2 separate regions of the Homo sapiens genome follow, and region 2 is linked to region 1. A link is an interaction called in ENCODE POLR2A ChIA-PET data of the cell type or tissue named here. Cell type or tissue: PC-9. All regions are shown on one strand.

Region 1 (2,500 bases):
TAAACTTCTTAAATCAGGTGTACAATCACTGCCAGAGTTTTCTAAAAACTGGCAAGTGTCGGGAGGCTGAGGCAGGAGAATGGCGTGAACCCCGGAAGCGGAGCTTGCAGTGAGCCGAGATTGCGCCACTGCAGTCCACAGTCCCGCCTGGGCGACAGAGCGAGACTCCGTCTCAAAAAAAAAAAAAAAAAAAAAAAAAAAAAAAAAAAAAAAACTGGCAAGTGTATGAAGCTTTGAGGAAGTAAGTAGAAAGCTTTCAGGTCTGGTAAAATAGCAAACCAAAGATACTAGAAAAGGTGAGGGAAAAGGAAGACATAGACAGCGGGGCTCAGCAATTAGAAAAAAACTACAAAACCGAGAAATCCTTAGGCGTCCAAAGGTGGGCAAGGCCTAAGGTAGGAAAAACAGGCAGAAGAATGGGAAGCTGGAAGACAGGCTGCGGAAACCACTTCTAGCTGTGTGGCTTCCCTTCTCCACTGGTTCTGTGATAGGCCAGGTGGGAGCTGTTACATGCAAGCCAGGCTAGGTCACTGTCTACTATGTGCACAAACATAGCCAGCCAACTGAGTGCAGAAACGGGGTGGCAGGGGCACCTGCCAATTCAGCGCAGAACTACCTGGGCTCTAGCCCTGCCTTGAAACTCTCCCCTTTGGATCAGAGGAGGCACTAAGAAAGCTCCAGAGCCTAGCTGAGCCAAAAGTGGGTGCCAATCAGTCCCTGAACATCCCTTGGTCACCCTCTGGCACAGTTACCCCACAGATACTGATGGAGGGAGGATTCCTCTGCCTACTGCAATGCCCATGGCAGATGGAGAGGGGAGATATTCCAGGGCAGGCAAGGCAGTAAGGGCAGTGTGCCCACAGGAAGGGGTACTCACAGGGAAAGAATGATCAGCCCCGTTTCTCCCCTTCCCCCAAGGTCTGCATCATAAGCAGAGGCAGCTGATTATGATCAAGAGAACAAAAAGGAGGGAACAGCCTAAAATCCCACGGTACCCAGAAACACAGGATATGACTCCTGGATAAGGCACTAAATGGCTCTACTTGCTGCGCTATTAGCCCATAAAAGGGGATAATATCTTTTTAATCTACTACAGAATTGCCTAAAGAACAAACAAAACAGTGTAAACTGTTATACAATGAAAGGAGGTATTATCTTCAGAATATCAAACACAGAATTTTATTCTAGGACATGGGTTCCTCCCTCCCCTGAAGTAACCCCTTCAATCCTTGGCACATACACTCATTCCCTCTGCAATAAACAAAGTCATATTACTCAGTCAGTAACTTCAGATAATTCATTCTTCAGGCCACATGGTTTGTAAAGGCCCACTTCAACTACTACAGAGTTTGGCTACAGAGTTCTGACAGCCATGATGAATAAGTACTGTGTGTTTGTGTGTCAGAGTGAGGAGGGTGTGGCTGTGCTCTGATGACTAAATTGGCTTCCAGTCAATGACGCATATTCAAAAAAGTGCAAGTTACAGGAGCTGCTTTGGCAGTCAGGAAATGCTGTGCATTTTATATTTTATATATTATAGAGTAGTTTTTATTAATTGAAATGAAAAGCTGACAATATCTAATTCAATGGATTCTGTAAATGAAATGCCCTCATTTAAAAATAACTGAAGATCAGTGCTCATTTTATATTATACAATTTACATTTTACAGACACATTTACAAATTTGTATAAGTGGAACTGTATTCATATGCAATAATCAAGTCTTCTAAATCCATGTATTAAGCTGAGGAGGTGTTTGCAATGTTCTCATCAGGTTCGTGGGGATTTCTGAGTGAAGGATTCTTTTGAGAATCTGCTAAATCTATCTTCTCAAAAGGACACACATACACACGAAATTATGCACATGATTTCAGGGAATGCCTTATGGGTATCCCCTCCTTTCAACTAGATTTGCCTAATAAAGGCCTATAACATTGTGAATTAGCACCCTATTATTACTGTTTTCTTTTTCCTCCTCAGTCACCACTCCCACCAGCATCCAGGACCTAAAGTGATGCAAGGTCCTCATTTGTCAATATCCCAGATTTATTTTGTGAGAAGGGACTTTGATCTTGAGGATTTAGAAATGCAGGAATGTACTGGTACTTTGGTTTGTAGTTTACATATGAGCAGTGCAGATACCTGCATGCATCATAAATTTTTATCATTGAGGGGCAGAGTCTCAGGCATTTAGCACTTTAACTCTGTATATAAATCAATGTTTCAGAATTTGACCGCCTCAATGCTGAAACTGCATTTTAAGTGGAATTCATTTTCTTCTGTATTGCTGACTATTTTCATTTCTTAAAAGTTATATTAGGCTGGACGCAGTGGCTCACACCTGTAATCTTAGCACTTTGGGAGGCTGAGGTGGGCGGATTGCCTGAGCTCAGGAGTTTGAGGCTAGCCTGGGCAACACAGTGAAACCCCGTCTCTACTAAAATATAAAAAATTAGCCAGGCATAGTGGCGTGCACCTGCAATCCCAGCTACTCAGGAGC
Region 2 (2,500 bases), 130 kb before region 1:
ACTCCCCTAAATGTAGAACTTTGTGTTTCCTGTACAGTATGTCCTCTCCTGGGGACACAGAGAACCCATGCTAATAAGGGCTATGCACATTTTGTTGTTCTTTAAAATTTTTTCTCAGAAGGCAAAGCACTAAGAACCTGGGAATTTTCTTTTTGGTAAGAGAGATGAGCAATTGCAAGTGGTGTGATTAGGACTGTCTCTTCACAAATATGACTGAGATCAATTTATCTAGCCTGAGTAGCTCTAGGAAAACAGGAGGGTGGAGCTGCAGGAGGACAGAGCCATTCATCTCATTGCCACATCTTGATTTCTTCTTATTCCACGCAATAAGGAGACAGATGCAAAAGGAGGCAACAAAATGGCTTTTAAATGCTAACTAAGCATCAGGTGCACCCTGATTCCATGGCGATAGAAGCTTCTGCATTTGGGACCCTCCCACCTCCCAGACCTTGCCCTGTTCCACTCGGCTGTTGACTCTTCCATTTGGCTGTTCCTGAGTTGTATCCTTTATAATAAACCATAGTCATAAGTATTTAAAAAAAAAAAAACAAAATTAACCTGCTGGGCACGGTGGCTCACACCTGTAATCCCAGCACTTTGGGAGGCCAAGGCGGGTGGATCACCTGAGGTCAGGAGTTCAAGACCAGCCTGGCCAACATGGTGAAACCCCGTCTCAACTAAAAATACAAAAAAAAAAAAAAAAAAAACCTGGGCGTGGTGGCAGGTGCCTGTAATCCCAGCTACTTTGGGAGGCTGAGGCAAGAGAATCACTTGAACCTAGGAGGCAGAGGTTGCAGTGAGCCGAGATGGTGCCATTGCACTCCAGCCTGGGCAACAAGAGTGAAACTCTGTCTTAAAAAAAAAAAAAATTAACCAAGTATCAGAATATATGTTGATCACTAAAGTGAGGATGGTAAATGTTTGCAATGATCTTTTTGAGAAGCCATTCCAGTGATTCAGCACTCTTAAAAATCTGATGAGTGAAACAGAAAGGGTGGACAAGGACAATGACTGTCCAGCCGTTGACAACCCTATCAGTCATCATGACAACACATCCTTCCAGCATGTAAATGCGGTGCTGGGCCTGTACCTCGGAACAGTGAGCAACGCGTTTCTGACAACATGGATTCCTCAGGGCCGGTGATATGGCCCTTCTGTGTTTCTGTGCTAGGGAGAGCAAGAGAATTGCTGGTCGATACCTTCATCGAAGGAATCAGGCACTGCACACTGTGGAATCCAGGGGCAAAGAAAGGGCTGAGTGGCGGGAGCGTTGGGGAATGGGTCTGGTAAAGCTTCATGGTGGAAGGGACTTTTCTGTAGGGCTTTCGCAGAGAGAGGACATGTAGAGGAGAGGAGGGCTTCCTGGTGTGTGCTGGGCTGAGGGGGTGTGAGATGAGACACAAGGCGAGAGGAGGAGTGCAGAGCTCTCTGGGCTGAAGAGTGATCCCGGGTGATGATGATCTTGGAGAAACAAGGTATGTGACATGGAGTCAAATGGCAAGGGGACAGTGAGAACACTGTCATTCATACTAGGTGAGCAGCGATTTCCATTTCAGGCCCTAACCTGTACAGCTTGAAAAATGCTTTGCAAATGGTGAAGGGAGATCCTAGTACTAATGCTGTTGCCCTCAGCCAAGGTTTTTTTTGTTTTTGTTTTTGTTTTTTTTGGTAGAGATGGGGGTCTTACTTTGTTGCCCAGGTTGGTCTCAAACTCCTGGCCTCAAGCGATCCTCCCACCTTGGCCTCCAAAGCACTAAGATTACGGGCATAAGCCACCACGTCCAGCCCTATTAGCCAAGGTTTTTTTTCTGGAAGAAGCATAAGGGGGGTTTCTGCTTTTCTTTAGTTCTTTTCTCTCATTTAGTAAGAAAAACATGTTCTATTCAACTGTGGCCAGAAACAGAACTCACTAAACGGAGAATGTTTACCCTCTATCTCCAGGAAGTTTAAAAATGTTTTCAAAACCTTTAAAAATATAAGAATAATTTTATTAGAGAGGCTTTCAGGATGCTCCTATTAATGTATGTACATTTCAACAAATATTTATACACCTGTGTCATGTATGAGGTGCCCAGCTAGGTGCTGAGAATAAGGTGCACAGCAGGGATGAGAGCAGGAGTCAGGGCACACAGCACCCCAGAAGGACAACAGGAGTCAGGGCACACAGCACCCCCGGTGGGACGGCAGGAGTCAGGGCACACGGCACCCCAGAGGGACAGCAGGAGTCAGGGCACACAGCACCCCGGTGGGACGGCAGGAGTCAGGGCACACGGCTACCCGCAGTGTGAGAGGACCACACTACAGTGTGTGCACGCCAGAGACACAGGCACCCCTGACCGTAGTGGAGCTCCGCTGAGCCACTCCCTCTTCCAGCTTTTCTCTGAAGCCTATCAACACTCCCGGTAGACACCATGGACTCTTTCTTCACCTCTTAGCATCTACAAAATGGAGATAAGAATAATAATACCTACCTCACAATGTGGTGAGAATTAAATACAGT

What was found. Peaks named below come from ENCODE experiments on the same cell type or tissue, not always from the same donor. Only the 100,000 strongest peaks of a DNase experiment are listed, where the experiment ranks them.
Region 2: POLR2A ChIA-PET joins it to region 1 with 10 read pairs; 3 of 35 experiments call an interaction of 5 or more read pairs at or near these places.

What each region holds. Positions count from the first base shown.
Region 1 is chr6:109,792,810-109,795,309 of GRCh38, reverse strand. All of the region lies in intron 21 of FIG4 (FIG4 phosphoinositide 5-phosphatase), which reads right to left. Among named protein-coding and RNA genes, the nearest start is that of FIG4, 100 kb to the right of the region's middle. In PC-9, no CTCF peak of the experiment used is centred here; DNase peaks (open chromatin) are centred at 983 and 1,409; H3K27ac peaks cover 2,399 bases.
Region 2 is chr6:109,919,709-109,922,208 of GRCh38, reverse strand. No RefSeq gene overlaps it. Among named protein-coding and RNA genes, the nearest start is that of GPR6, 57 kb to the left of the region's middle. In PC-9, no CTCF peak of the experiment used is centred here; no DNase peak of the experiment used is centred here.